2 separate regions of the Homo sapiens genome follow, and region 2 is linked to region 1. The links are chromatin contacts, found by Hi-C or POLR2A ChIA-PET in ENCODE. All regions are on one chromosome and are shown on one strand. The core of a region is the stretch at or near the end of the contact, and the rest is flanking DNA. Distances in the headings are between cores, read along the strand shown.

Region 1 (7,950 bases), core at 3,547-6,046:
CCTCAAGTGATCCTCCTGCCTTGGCCTCCCAAAGTGCTGGAATTATAGGCATAAGCCACTGCACCCAGCCCATATTGCTTTTATTATCAGAGTTTTATAAAATATTTTTTGAAATCAGGTAAGTGTCCCAACCTTGTTCTTCTTTTAACAGAATGCTTGGGTCTTTTGTGTTTTCATATATATATATATATATATATATATATATATATATATATATATACACACACACACATATATATGAATATATATATGAATATATACGTATATATGAATATATACATGTATGTATATATGAATATATGTATATATATGAATATATATGTATATATGAATATATGTATATATATGAATATATATGTATATATGTATATATATGAATATATATGTATATATGTATATATATGAATATATATGTATATATGTATATATGTATATATATGAATATATATGTATATATGAATATATATGAATATATATGTATATATATGAATATATATGAATATATGTGTATATATATGAATATATATGTATATATATGAATATATGTATATATATATGAATATATATGTATATATGTATATATGAATATATATGTGTATATGAATATATATATGAATATATATGTGTATATGAATATATATGAATATATATGTGTATATGAATATATATGAATATATATGTGTATATGAATATATATATGAATATATATGTGTATATGAATATATATGAATATATATGTGTATATGAATATATATATGAATATATATGTGTATATGAATATATATATGAATGTATGTATATATATGAATATATATGAATATATATGTACATATATGTATATATATATGAATATATATGAATATATATGTACATATATGAATATATATATGAATATATATGTACATATATGAATATATATGAATATATATATGTGTGTGTGTGTGTGTGTGTGTGTGTTTTCATATACATACATATATATATGTATTAGAATCAGCATTTCAATTCCTAAAAAATTGACAGTGCATTGAAACTATAGATCACCTTGGGGAAAATCATCAACTTAATAATATTGAATGTGATAGTTATTTTTGTTTCAGCTTGACTGGTTTAAGGGATGCCCAGATAGCTGGTAAACAACATCATTTCTAGATGTATTTGTGATGGTGTTTCTGGAAGAGATTAGTGTTTGAAACAGTAGACTGAGTATAGAAGATCCACGCTGCCAACACTGGTAGGCATCATGCAATCCATTGAGGGAGCGAATAGAACCAAAAGGTGGAGGAAGGTGAATTCTCTCTCTCCTTGACCTAGGATACCCATTTTCTTTGGCCCTTGGATATTGAAGCTTGGGTTCTTGCGCTTTTGGATTCTGGGACTTATACCAGGGCCATCACCCTTCCTCTGGTTCTCAGACCTTCAGGCTCAGACTGAATTACACCAATGATTTTCCTGGTTTTTCAGCTTGTAGACAGCATATCATGAGAATTCTTAGCCTCCATACTTAAGTGAGCCAATTCCCATGGTAAATCTCCTCTTATATATGTCCTCTGGAGAATGCTGACTAATACACTGAGTCTTTAAATCTACGAATGTGGTCTATCTTCCCTTTTATTTAGGTTTTCTTTACTTTCTCTCAGCAGTATTCCATAGTTTTTGGTGTAGACACATTTGACTTGCTTAAAACAATTTTTTTATTGCTATTGTAAATGGAATTTTTTTAAAGTTCAGTTTTGAATTGTTGCTGCTTATATACTGGAATACGATGGCTTAAAAATATCGTCCGTGTACCTTACTAAACTTATTTATTAGTTCTAGTAATTATTTTGTGGATTCCCTGAGATTTCCTACATAAATAATTCTATTGCCTGTAAATATTATTTTACTTTCTTATTGATCTTTATTCTTATTATTTCTTTCCCATCTTTTTCATTTTACTTCCCTCTCCCTCTTTTAAAAAATATTACAGTGGTTTAGACTCCCAGTATAATATTGAACAGAAGCAGTGAAAGCAGGTCCCCTTGAATTGTTACCAATCTTAGGGTGCCAATGTCAAGTATGATGTTAGCTGTAGGTTTTGCATGGATGACTATTGTCAATTTGAGAAAATTTCCAAATATTTTTAGTTTGCTGAGAGTTTTAAAAAAAAATCACAAATGAGTGCTAAATTTTGTCAAATGTCTTTTCCCCATCTATTAAAATGATAATATGAATATTCTCCTTTGATCTGTTAATGAGTGAATTATATTTGATTGGTGTTCAAATGCTAAAACCAACATTAGTTCCTTGGAATAAATTCTACACAGTTATGATGTATTGTCTGTATATTGTTAAACACAGTGTAATAATATTTTGTTAAGGATTCTTGAATCTACCTTTCCCCTTACTTTCCTTCTATATTTTTGTTTTTGAGAGGTTTTAGTTTATTCAGTGGGAGGGATGCCCTGGAATGGGCCTTTGGTGCTACATACTGGAAGCAAAATGTGTACTTTTTTAAAAAAGTAAAATATTTAAAAATGATTCTGTAGGTAAATGTGGGTTGCTTATTGGCCAATGTTGCCAGCTAATTCCCTTAAATATTGAGGGAGAATAAACTTTTTACAAAATGTAATATAAAATTCTTCATTTATATGTCTAGTAGGATTCCAGTAGGACCATCCACTTCCCTTTATAAGTGTTTAGAACAAAAGACTTGTGCAGTCAGATTGTAATATGCTTTAGGAAGGTAGACGTTTTTGTTGCTAGTTCATTATTTTATGACTAAGGAATTTTGAGATATATAAACTCTTCAACTTCCCAATTTGGGCTGTATTCTTATAAGGTATCAATTCCAGATTAGCACAGAAACTTCGTCTGCAATGAAAATTTGCTAAGCAAGTTGAAGTTCATTCAGTGCTAGCATGCTTGAGGAATTATGAAACATCAGACTGTGTTGCTACTGGAGATGGGGGTGGGGTTGTCTGAAGATTTTACTTAAGGTTAAATGAAGTTTTTGGACTTTCAGATAATTATTCGAATCAGAGATAAAGATATCAGCTAGAGAACCTTGTGTGCCTCCTTGTACACTGTTGAAAGAGAAGTCTGAAGAAATGTGAGCGTTTCGGCTAAGGTGCCAAAGCCTAGTCAAGGAAATCAGGAAGTGTAGGGGAAAATGCATGGACTTTTGAATCAGATGAATGTGGATGGTATTACTGGGCTTTATCCCTTACAGGCCATGTTTTCGTTTTGGAGACTTCAACTTTTGAGCCTCAGTGTTCTTAATATCTACTTACAAAGATCTCTGTGAAAATTAAATAAAAATATATGGAAAGCCCTTTGCATATAGTAGCAATGAAATAGATGCTAATTCCTTTTTTTATAGGTCAGTATTTAAAATATTGAAACAGTATATTCACCGTTTTTTGAAAATTACTTTTAAAAAGCCAGATTTTTTTTGACAGATCATTTTTCTTCTATGTATGTTGTTATTTAAGCAGCATTCTTAGTCTCTCTCTCTCTAGACTGGAAGCTCCAGGAAGACAACAAACTTGTTTATCCGGCTTATGGTTGTATTCCCAGATATTAGCAGAGAAATTGGTACATCATAAGCAATGATGTTTATTCCCTGAGTGATGAAATGTTGTTTGCAAGTCGTTCCTATACAACTGTTGGTCTCTGGAAAGCTTCTTAATTGCTTATTTTTCCCCAAGAGAGTCCAAGATACCAGAGTGCATTGCAGTCAGCAAAGGCTACAAAAATGAAAAAACACACAGATGGCCAGAGGTGGTCCAACTCATTCTTCTTTACTCCAAAAAAATAACTCCCCAAATAGAATATTTTCGAAATTTAGGGATAGGGATATTTTGCCTTGTGGGGTGGCTAATAGTTAAGCCAAAAAAAAAAAAAAAGTCTTGGTTATGAATGTTGTGGCTATCAGCTTTTTTTTTATTTGCTTGACAAAGAATTCCTTTCTTTACTATAAATTTCTTGACTGTTTAACATTATAAGAATACCTGATGTACAATACAATTAAAGCTAAAGCCCCTTCTGAAAAGTTGATAGCTATTGAGATTCTGACTATTTAAAACATTCAAAAGAGGCTTTAAGTGATCACATGTAAATTAGATCTCTACAGAGGTGACACGAGAATAAAAAACTGCTTATGTACAGTGATTGAAACCCAGCAGTCTCCTTTGAGAGGCACAGAGAGATGATGATGGTGGTTAGTGTAGCTAGCTGGTTTCTTGACTAGCATGTTAAGCCAATTAATAAAGGTACACCTGGCATCTGAGTATTTTCCTTCCAATTTTTTTCTTTCGAGAACAAGTATGTTTAAGAAAGCTAGAAAGAAAGAAAAAAAAAGGGAAAGAAAAAGCAAGGCAGCTCATTTTATTTTATTTTTTTCATGATTTGTTCTTAAAGTTTTCTTTTTAGAAAATAAATGCAAGAATGTTTTTGGAACCATCTGAAAAATGTGTGTTTCTATTTCCAGTAGGACTTGAACCAGGACTGAGATAATTTTAAGTTTAACTGACAGCTCTTAAGCAGAAATGCTAAACCTTCAAATCCTCAGTCCTCTCTGCAACTGGAGTTTTCTTTAAGATTGTCAAATAAATATGTTTGGGGAAGATGGTAATTAAGTGTGAACAGATGGTTGTTTTTAGCTGAGATATTAAGTCTCAGTGTTTAATAGAATGATTTGCCCTGTTGGAATCAGTGGGTGTGATGTAGTTTACTGGCTGGCAAGACATCAAGTTTGTCAAAGCTAATTGGGAACCATGATAGAGATTCAAATTCCTTATATGGTTTTTAGGACTGGGGAAGTGTTAGAGGAAGATTACGACACTGCTACTCCATGCCAAAACGTTACACTACGGCTCTGCAGACTGAAGATTGCCTCACAAGCAGAAATATACTCTTTCCAACAAACACTGGTGGAATGAAAAGGACATTGGATTCCTGCTTCCAGTTACTGCTTGCCCTTCCCTGACTTTGTGACCTGAGGCAAGTCCCCAAATCCCTCTGGGCCCCAGTATCCTCATTTTTCAAATGGAGGAGGGTTAGAATTAAGATGCAATCATGCATCCAGTTGTTTTCCAAAGCATTGTCCAGCTAGGGAAGTGGTAGCACGTGGTGACTGAGAGCTTCCCCGATCCTTTTAGATCAAAGAACACTTCTATGCCTTTGTGCAACTGGTGTGCTGTGGGTACAGGTACTTTTACATCCTCTAGTTAGTGAGTGCAAAGTACTCTTGGAAGCTCCCAAGCACTCAAGGTTTCAATCTGCATTCTTCTCCTCTATATGCACTTTATATTTCAGGTTTTATAGTTTGAGGATTTGAAAGGTAAGAAAAGTGTGAGCTACAGATTTTGGAAGAATCCAGGAGCTGAGCTCATAGCTAAGAACATGTCAGGGGTGTTAAGCAGCTCTGAAGTATGTAACAAAGGCCATTTAGGTCTCAGGAGGCTGCCACCAGAACACTACCCGCCCCTCTAGCCCATGCCAGCCAGGTGGGGGACAGGTGGAAAGATGGAGATGTGGACAGCATCAGAGATTTTTCAGCTTTCATATGCCACATACTCATGCTATGTTTATGCACACACACACATACACATGCACACACACGATTTAAATAAAGGTTTTCACTGAAAATCTTGTGGTTAGATTGTGCCTTAAAGTTTTTGGTTAGCCCAAGGGATAGATGCTGTTGTGAGGGCAATTTCACAGCAAAGAAAATATTTAATGAAACTCCTTACCTGGGGAGCCCATAGAAAGAAGGGGATATGACCTCAACACTCTAAAATATAAAACTTTACTCTTCAGAAACAATTATCTTATTTCACTGAAGGAGAAGGCAGGCCATGTCTTCACAAGCCCAGGGTTTGCCAAGTGGATAAATTCCCTGGGAAAATGGTGCTTCTGATCATTTTTGTCCCCAGTGTCTAAGGCTTATTATTGTGAAGTATACATTCCCGGCAAGCATTGTCAGGAGCTAGGTCTGTTGTTTAATAAATGAACACTCATGGACTTGGAAGCAGATGGCAGCTCCCCTGAGAGGAAGTGGGAGATTTGGGAGAGGACAGCAGCACTGCCTCACTCACAATCCCTTATTTTGGCGGAGGAAAGTAAGGGCTCTTCAGGGTATGTTTCTACCTTCTCATGGCTGAAATCCGATGAGGCATTGGACCTCCTCACGCAGAGTCTTTGGATGCTTCTGTCTGAGCCTGAGCAGTGGGCCAGATGGACTATCGGTCTGCCTCAGGTGGTGTTTCTTATGGTTTCAATTAGACCTGAATCTATCAAGTGCATTGCAAATGCCCAGAATGGGGCAAGGACAAGCCACCTTTCCAGGAGGCATTTTCTGTCCTCATAATCAATGTCAAAACACTTCTTGCCTTGTATACAATCCATCTGGCTGGTAACTGAGCCCAAAACTTAGAAGTTCCTCTTAGTTTACTTTAGAGAAAGATTTCTCCATTCTACACCCTGTTAGTCTGTCCATGGGGCTGCACGGTAGCTTAGGTTATGGGAGGGATTGCAAAGATTTTCCATTTGGAAATCTGAGATGATTGGAAAAATGAATGGAAAAAAATCAGGCTTCCAGAATTTCATTTCTACCAAACAATCATCTATGTAAATTATTCCCTGTGACTACGTGTCCAATGTATCAAAAGCATCCAGATATGGTATGGAAACAGGATTGACAATCTTACCAGTTAAAAATAGATATAGATAAAATGTATGTTTTATCTGTATATCTCATGATGTGCTCTTTTATTGAGATTATCTTAAATAATTACATATTGTAATGACTAAACAACAAAACCAAAAGCTGGGTGTGGCAGAAAGCACCTATAGTCCCAGCTATTTGGGAGACTGAAGCGGGAAGATTGTTTGAGTTCAGGAGCTTGAGACCAGCCTGAGCAATATAGCAAGACCTCCATCTAAAGGTAAATAAATAAAATGAAATAAAAGAAAATAAAATAATAAATTTAAAAATTAAAAAAACAGTTAAAACTTTAGTTTGAAACATACACAGGTCCACTGTCATCTTTACTCATGGTTGCTGATGTTCTAATTTTCACATATATTCCATGACTGCATCCTTTGTGTCTTTCAATCTCGTATCAAATGTCCCTCCTCAGAGGTCTTTCTGACTACTTTAACAAAACCCCCAGCTAAAAAATCTTCACCTCTAGTCCAGAGAACAACTGGACAATTACGGCAGAAGACCACAGTGTGTGTCTTTTATTCCTTTATTCTTAAAATAACAGAATGCTCCAATTTGTAGCCAGATACTCAACTGCTCAAATAGATACTACACTTCCCAGATGGCCTTGTAATTGTTGTGGTCACGTGACTAAGTTTGGGCCAATGGGAAGTGAGAGGAATGAAAACACAACACTTATAGTCATCTTCTTATTGATGCACCGTGTGTCCTGGTCATCCTTTCTTGCTTTCCCACAGGCTGGAATGTAGACATGGTGCATGTGAATTGCTCCAGATGAGTGCACTGGATGAGTATACCACTCTGGGAGATGAACAGGGAGACGGATAGCACCTTGGTCCTTGGGGACCCCTGTAGATGCAGCACCTTCCACCCCTGGACAGGTCACCTTTAGGAGCAAAAAAAATACACTTTTATCTTCTTTAAGCACCGTATTTTCAATCTCTCTGTTACTGAAATTCAGGTGTACCCTAAACAATACATTCTCTATCACATCTATTTCATTTTCTTCATAATAGTTACCCCTATATTTATTTCTCTCATTGATCTGTTTATTTGTTTATTGTCTATCATCTTTCACTGAAATAGATTCCACTAGGACAGAAATTTTGTGTTAACTTCTGCATCCCCAGCAGCTAGAACAGTGCCTGACACATAATAGGTGCTCAATAAATAGTTATGAATTAATGAAGGACTTTAAGGCATATCTGTTATGGGTTATGAGAGAGCCCATGAGACTTCTTGGA
Region 2 (7,950 bases), core at 2,048-4,547, 310 kb after region 1:
TCCTTTCTCCACCTCTCAGCTTGATTCTCAGAGTTCCATGTGATTGGAGAGGCCAGGGTGGGGGGCACTCTGACATCCACCTTGACCAGTACATTGTAGCTGTGCTGGACAGACCTCCTTTAAGAATAACACTTTTCATAAGGATTATTGCTAAAACCAAACTTCTCATCTTTTTTTTTTTTTAAGAGACAGAGTCTCGCTCTGTCACCACGATCTCGGCTCACTGCAACCTCCGCTTCCCAGGTTCAAGCAATTCTCCTGACTCAGCCTCCCTAGTAACCAGGACTACAGGCGCACACCGCCATGCCCTTTTTTTGAGATGGGGTCTGTCACCCAGACTGGAGTGCAGTAGCGCAATTTTGGCTCACTGCAACCTCCACCTCCCAGGTTCAAGGGATTCTTCTGCCTCAGCCTCCTGAGTAGCTAGGATTATAGGCATGCACCACCACGCCCGGCTAATTTTTGTATTTTTAGTAGAGATGGGGTTTCACTGTGTTGCCCAGGCTGGTCTCGAACTCCTGAGCTCAGGCAATCTGCCCACCTCGGCCTCCCAAAGTGTTAGGATTACAGGTATGAGCCACCGCGCCCGGCCGCTTCTCTTCATTTTTATGTGCAATAAATATTTAGAAATATCTTCTCTTAACTCTGTGGAACCATTGTTTCTTTATCTGCAAAATGAAGTTAATAATATCTTTCATAGTGGGCACTTGTGGTAATTAAATGAAGAAGAATGACAAAATAATTCAGAGAAACCTAGAATAAAGTGGGAAAGAGATAGCAGTGAAAATCTATTGGCAGTTGGCTAAGATGGTGACCCAAACCCTAGAGCACTAGGAAGGAGAAGGATGGAGACCACCACAAGTGATGCAAATGTCACTGATCTAGAAAAAGGAATACTGTTAGGATGTTATCACTCCCCTCACACTGTGAAGTCCCAGAAAAAAAATCTTAACTATGTTCAACATAAGAATTTAACTAAAACATAATGGACTATTTCCATTTTTCTTTACTTTCAGTGCTGTAAATAAAATCAACTTGTGGCCAGTAAGTATGTACAAGCTTTCTTCCTACTCTGTGTTAGCAGTATTTAGTATACCAAAAGTGAGAAGCTTTTCATATTGGAGGATTCTATCCAATTTGATATTTTCAATTACATTTAAGAGTACTCACTTGCATCGTCTCCTATCTGTGGTGCAATTTTTTTTTTTTTTTTTTTTTGAGACGGAGTCTCGCTCTGTCACCCAGGCTGGACTGCAGTGGCGCTATCTCAGCTCACTGCAAGCTCCGCCTTCTGGGTTCACGCCATTCTCCTGCCTCAACCTCCTGAGTAGCTGGGACTACAGGCACCCGCCACACGCCCAGCTAATTTTTTGTATTTTTAGTAAAGACGGGGTTTCACCATGTTAGCCAGGATGGTCTACATCTCCTGACCCCATGATCTGCCCATCTCGGCCTCCCAAAGTGCTGGGAGTACAGGCATGAGCCACTGCGCCTGGCCTGTGGTGCTGTTAGTTACAGAGTTGAGTTAAAATACAATGACCTACAAGCTAGTTGGGCCTTTTTATTTCTCTGCAACTAATCCCTGCAACTAATTCTCATGAGTAACCATCCTACTGTGCCAGAGGATTGTGCGAGGAATGGGGAAGGGAAATCTTTTATTGCAAAGGTCTTTGGATTCAAAACAGTGTCTTGAAGTTTAAAATGATTTTTTAGGGTAACCTGAGTATCTTTGGGAAAATGTTTAATCATTTAGATTCTCCTCCCAACCAAGATGACATCTGGCTGAAGAGAGAAACTCATGTATCCTCACAGTGACAGGGAACAGAGTTTACCAGCTGGGTTTCTGACCCAATATGGTCCGCAAGGTCTGTACCCTGGACACCTGTCTAAAATACGTGGCCAAATTTCATGGCCAGTAAAACTCATGGTCTGCTCTTTGCTGGCTCCAGCTGCCGGTCACTTCAAATGGTCTGTCTGGGTGTTGGTGGCATCTAATTGCTGGCTCTATCATGCAGAATGTTCACTGGTCTTTGGACAACTAGCTAGACAGCCACCGCAGAGCTTCCTGGTACTACAGAAGCATGACCTTCTCCATCCCCAATACCTAGATAGGGTCTACTTCAGGCCGTTGTCGGGGGCTCTTTATCTCCATGGAGCAGCTGTCCCTGGGGATGGTAGAATCTTGTCTAGGCCCCAGGAAACCTAGGAATTGCCACATTAACCTCATTTTTGAAGAAAATATATGCCCTATCCCAGATCATTATGCTACTACCTTGCCTTTGCCAATTACTACCTAAGAGATGTCAATGCAGGAATTCTTCAGAGACTTAACATCTTTACTGTCTCTTCTCAGGGAAACCTCTCTGCTTTAGATTCCTTTAATGGTATTTTACTTCTTAGAATCCTTTCTGGAGTTTCAATTCTTCTTCCTGTCTACATAACTCCCTTTTCCTTCCTGAGGCAGCATTTACTTTTTTCCTGCTCTAAGGTCATAATGGTAGCAAGAAATCATCAGAGAAAAACACAGCAGGAAGTATTTTAAAATTATCCTTTTTACACATAATTTAACTAATTTAATCTCTGTGATAGCTTCGCAGGGTTCTTTTCGCAGAAGACACTGAGGTTCAAAGAGGTTATATCACTTCCTTATGTGATTTAACCAAGATCAACAGCAAATCTGGTGTTCCACTATGGCAAACCACCTCCCAAGGACCTGGCAGGGGACAGACACTGCTGAGCTGTTTTCCATTCACAAGGAACTGCTTTTCTGCCTGGGTAACCCCAGTACATAGATCTGATTTGCCTTTCATGCTCCATACCTTCTCCTTTCCCCCACAAATGCAATGCAGGAGAGGAGAGTTACATGGCCTTTCAAGGTGTTTGGCCAGGAAGTCACTTAATAAAGAATTAACACATCATCACTGCAAAGTGGTTTCTGCATGAAAACAAAGGAGATGCTCATTTGTCACCACTCCCTTCTGAGCCAGCTAGGGACTATCAGGAGGTGATGAGTTTGCAATAAACAGCAGAAGTTGAGCACCAAGGCTTTTTCAAACAACTCCAAATAGTTGGCTGAAACCCAGAACACATTATTCTTTGTCCATCAGGATTCTCTCCTACACAGTTTTCCAGAGAAGGATGAAATTCCTTAGGTCATGTTATAAACATTCATCTTCTAAATCACGCCCCTAATAGAAAGAACAGAAGACAGAGCATGTGCTGTAAGTCATTCGCCTGCTGAATGTGCTCTGCACAGGGTGATGTAACATGTGGGGTCAGCCCCTGCGTCAACGACCAAATACACAAGTGTAACGAGATGGGGGGAACAAGACAGACTCCACATGGCCAGCCTGGGGGAGGGTGGGTGTTCCCCTGAGAGGAGAGTCTTGGAAAAGGCTTGTTGGGGAGGAGCTGAGGAGACACAGATTCACTAGGCTTTGCAGTGGTCTAGGACAGAGACGGGAATAAGCACATGGGCGAGAGGTAGCGCTTGGGCACCAGGGAGGAGAGGATAGCTGGGGGAGGAGGGGGAGTCAAGTGATTTTTTGGCCAGTCTAGAAGATGGATACAGTTAGTCTAGAAGCAGTCCAAAGCTAAGGCCTCCAATTCTTTCTGGTTTCCCAAAATCTTCCTCTCTCATCATCTCCTTATTTTCCTTTGCACCCAAAGGAATAAAGTTGTTACCCTACTGGAAAAGCAGGCAGCAAAACTGGTTTCTGTCCCTATCTCTCATCAATCTTCTTCTCCAGTTGGTAAATGCTTTAGCTTTCTTAGTCCTGTCAACGAGCCAAGCAATCTATACATTGACTCTTAGACCTGCGTTTCCCAGCACCCTTGCAGGAACTGGCCCTAGATGACCCTGCCTGAATAACTGATAAACTGTAATTGGCCTCACTTTCGTTAGCCCCACAGCCCCCTTCCCTAAGTTCATAGCCTCTCTTATCTATGCTGCTTAATTCAAGCATCCCAACCCTGTGAGGCAGCCCTACTGCAGCACTGGGCAAGGAATCTGAAGGCCTAGGTTCAAGTATTGGTTCTGCTTCTAATTAGCTGGGTGGCCAAGAGTATTTATAATAATGATAAGGATGTCTACCATCAAATCAGCAATTAGTAGATAAGGTCCTCTGCTAAGCAATTAAGTAAGAGTTACCGTATTAGAAAATGATTATCACAATTTCTAAATTATCTAGTAACTGGAAGCATTGGTACCTCTTTAACTTTTTTCTCCCCACGGTTATTAAATTTGAAAACAAAACAACAGTAATAAACCCATAAAACTGAAAGGCTGGCTGCACGCAGTGGCTCACGCCTGTAATCCCAGCACTTTGGGAGGCCGAGACGGGCAGATCACGAGGTCAGGAGATCGAGGCCATACTGGCTAACATGGTGAAACCCCATCTCTACTAAAAATACAAAAAAAATTTAGCCGGGCGTGGTGGCAGGTGCCTGTAGTCCCAGCTACTTGGGAGGCTGAGGCAGGAGAATGGCGTGAACCCGGGAGGCGGAGCTTGCAGTGAGCTGAAATCGCGCCACTGCGCTCCAGCCTGGGGGAAGGAGGGAGACTCCGCCTCAAAAACAAACAAACAAACTAAAAACAAACAAACAAACAAAAACAAACTGAAAGGCTGATCCTGATTCCCAGGATGAAAGTGAGGAGAAGAAAGGTTTTGTGGCATCTCCTTCAGTGGAATCCAAGTTGGAAAATAGGTGGGAGTAATGGGAAAAGGGAGATGGTTAAATCCCTGGGACGTTCAGGGACAGGAAGGAAGAAAGCAGGATGCTGTCCTGGGCAACATTTGTCCATCCGTGCCTTGAGCAAGGCTGCTCACCTTGGCACTGCTAAATAATCAGTGTTCTGCACTCTCAAGTCTCAACCCTGGTACTCATCCCCTAGGTAACCACGAGAAGCTACCTCGCCTTGAAGAGTTTCATGTCCTGCTTGGTAAGATTGGCAATGGTCAGATACCAAACTCAGAGGATACAACCAGGGTTCAGGCTCCTTCTCCCTGACAGACAAGCTGTCTGTGACCTTGGGTGAATCACTGAATAGGGTCTGAGTTCACTGTCTCACCTGAAATAGAAATACTGACGCCTGCCCTACCTTCCAGAGCGTCACAAGGGTCCATGCGATGATGCTGGGGCCAGTCTTTGTGAACCTTGAAGACACGTTTATGAAGTGAAGGGGTTGATAGGTGATGGGCAGGTCTTTCCAGCTAAGATACGTTTGGATTTGACAGTGCAATACAGTGACCTTAGTTACAGGAGGATGGCCTTGCAGAGTATCCAGCAGCCCCAGGGCTTCTCATGGCTACTTCCCATTCCCTGTAGCTGTAGACGGAGGGAAGGCTGAGGGTTGCTCATTTGACAGGCATCATTATCTTATTTCTCAGCTGATCAGAATCTGGCCAAAGAGTAAAATATTTCTCTTTTAATCTGGCAGTCATTTTCTTCTTTACTCTAAAGTCACTGAACAAGGTCAAGTTCAGGGAACTGAATTCCTCAGGAAAGGATTCCCTGATCATCTGGGAGACATTAGTTCATAGTTACGATGGGTGTGTCAAGGCCCCCGTGGCCTTCTCTCTCATAGTGTTTTAGTAAATTAAACCAAAGGTGGATTGTGTTGACCCAGGCATTAACTATGACTGTTTTCTATGGAGTGTTTCAGGTATGCTTTGTGAGTTTTATGATCCCAGCTCTCTTTCTTTCTTATGGGATGGGTGGAGTGGTGATGGGCATTGTTTTTCAGTTATTGATTTAAATTAATAACAGATCATCCTGTCCAAACACTGGATTGTGTACACAGGTGAACAGGCTATTCATCTTTAGGTGTTTAAATCCTGACTCCTTTTGCATATTGGTATAGACAGATGATCAAGCTACAAAAATACGAGGATCATCTCCCAATGAGCCCTCTCATACAGCTTCTAAAAGGTTAACAAAATAAAAAAGAATCCAGTTTCTATACTGATTAGAATCTATACTCTGATTTTTTTTAAAGTTGCAAATGTTAGGGAATGAATTGAATTCTATCTTTAGAGTAATCAAACTCGTTAGCCTCTTTGGAGAGCCCTGACTCCACTGCTATTATTAATTGTTTATTCTTTAATCAGCCCCTTCACTTCTCTGAACCTCAGCTCAGCTTCTTCATCTAAAGATGAGGGTAGGGTGTAAAACTATATTACATCATTTTTTAAAATGTAGTTATTTTAATTCTATGATGTAAGGTCTTTTCTCCTCTACTGTCTTTGGACTATGGGCAAGAAGTACCTTTTATTTCATGTTACCATTAACATAGTGCCTTGGACATGGTAAATGTTTGACGTATATTTATTGGATGGAATGGAACAGAGTTAATTGTAACCACCTACAATTCCTCATTAGGTTGATTTCCCAATGGCAGACCCATTGAACATTCCCATTTTACGAGGTAGGAACTGGGAAGGAGGGTGAGCTCACCCCAGGGAGGTGAGCCCACAGGCCCGTGGGCACAGTCTTGGGTGGTGGACTTAGACTAGAATCCAGCTCATTTACATCTCAGTCCAGTTTTTTTTTTTTTTTCACCACATACAATAGCCCCTTGCATCTTGTTTGCGCTTACTTAGGGGGCAGAAAAGTAAATGATGTGAAAAATGTACATCATTTTAACCACACCTGGAATTATCAGAGTCCCAAATCAATGACTCTTGAATTGTTTTTACATTTTCAAATAATTGAGCGTAAACACTATCTTGAAATTCATAGAAACCTTTGTGTCCTCAGGGTATGAGAATACAGGAAGGTGAGTGATAGTCACAGGGAGTGGGTGCATCTTATACGGGGTGGTCTGTGATGGTGTCTTGGAGGGAGTGACATTTAAGTAAAGACTTAAAGAAGGAGGAGAGTCAGCAATGCAGGTATCTTGGAAAGAACATTCAGGCAGTGAGAACATAGCAGGCAAAGGCAAAGGCACAGTTTACTCAGGCCATCATGGCTCTGCTGGAGTGAGGGAAGAGTGGAAGGCGAGGAGGTCAGAGACTCAACATCCCCATTGTATGCCAGGAAATGCAGAACCTTGGTAAAGACTTAATATTTTACATAAATTAGATTCAAGTCATGGCAGGTAAGAGCAAAAGAGGCAAGTGATCTGATTTACATTTTAAAAGGATGGCTTCTATGGAGAATAAGTGGTAGGGGAGTGAGTGTGCAGGGCGGACCAGTTAGAAATTCAGGCAAAGGATAATGGCAATTTTGACTGGGTGAATATACCAGAAGTGGTAAGGAGTGATCATATTTAGGATATATTTAGAATGTAAACCCAATAGAATTTGCCAACAAACTGGAAGTGGATTGAAAGGTGGGAGGAAATCCAAAATGACTCCAAGATTTTTGACCTAAGCAATGAATAGAAAGGAGCCTCTGCTAAATGAGGTGGGGAGGGCAGAAGGAGAGGCAGACTGAGTGTGGGGGTAAGAATGAGATGAGAGTTGGTATTTGGAAATGTAAGTTTTGTTTTTGTTTTTTGGGTTGTTTCTTTGTTTGCTTGAGACAGGGTTTCACTCTATTGCCCAGGCTGGAGTGTAGTGGTGTGAACACTGCTCACTGCAAACTCTGCCTCCCAGGCTCAGGTAATTCCTTCCACCTCAGCCTCCCAAATACCTGGGACTACAGGAGTGCGCCACCACACCTGAATAATTTTTTTTTTTTTTTAGAGATATGGTTTTGCCATGTTGCCCAGGCTGGTCTCAAATGCCAGGGCTCAAGCAATTCTCCTGCCTCAGCTTCCCAAAGTGCTGGGATTACAGGCGTAAGCCACCACACCAGGTTGGAAATGTAAGGTTTGACATTTATATTAGACATTAAAGTGGAGAAGTGAAGTGGGCAACTGAATGAAGTCTGGAGTTCAAGAGAAAGATCAGTTTGGATTCCTGAATTGGAAAATTCTTAGTGGAGAGATGGTGTTTAAAGAGAGAG

Evidence for each region. A loop is a pair of places that touch in the nucleus more often than their neighbours do. ChIA-PET counts read pairs that join two places held with the same protein, here RNA polymerase II (POLR2A). Pooled maps may share reads with other maps.
Region 2: a map of right cardiac atrium shows a loop between it and region 1 (2.4-fold over the local background). The contact joins two enhancer-like sites. A Hi-C loop is called at or near these places in 10 of 168 maps with a recorded cell type or tissue (CD14-positive monocyte, Caco-2, HCT116 and 6 more), 4 of 37 single-sample maps with no recorded cell type and 16 of 50 pooled maps. POLR2A ChIA-PET finds 5 or more read pairs at or near these places in 1 of 52 experiments (Panc1).

The regions. Positions count from the first base shown.
Region 1 is chr2:37,519,180-37,527,129 of GRCh38, forward strand. No RefSeq gene overlaps it. Among named protein-coding and RNA genes, the nearest start is that of LINC03063, 39 kb to the right of the region's middle. Within about 2 kb of position 4,797, at least 10 of the 41 ENCODE cell types and tissues checked have a DNase peak (open chromatin) inside an H3K27ac peak, as active enhancers do.
Region 2 is chr2:37,834,859-37,842,808 of GRCh38, forward strand. All of the region lies in intron 2 of PIRAT1 (PU.1 (SPI1) induced regulator of S100A8 and S100A9 alarmin transcription 1), which reads right to left. Among named protein-coding and RNA genes, the nearest start is that of PIRAT1, 37 kb to the right of the region's middle. Within about 2 kb of position 3,298, at least 3 of the 41 ENCODE cell types and tissues checked have a DNase peak (open chromatin) inside an H3K27ac peak, as active enhancers do.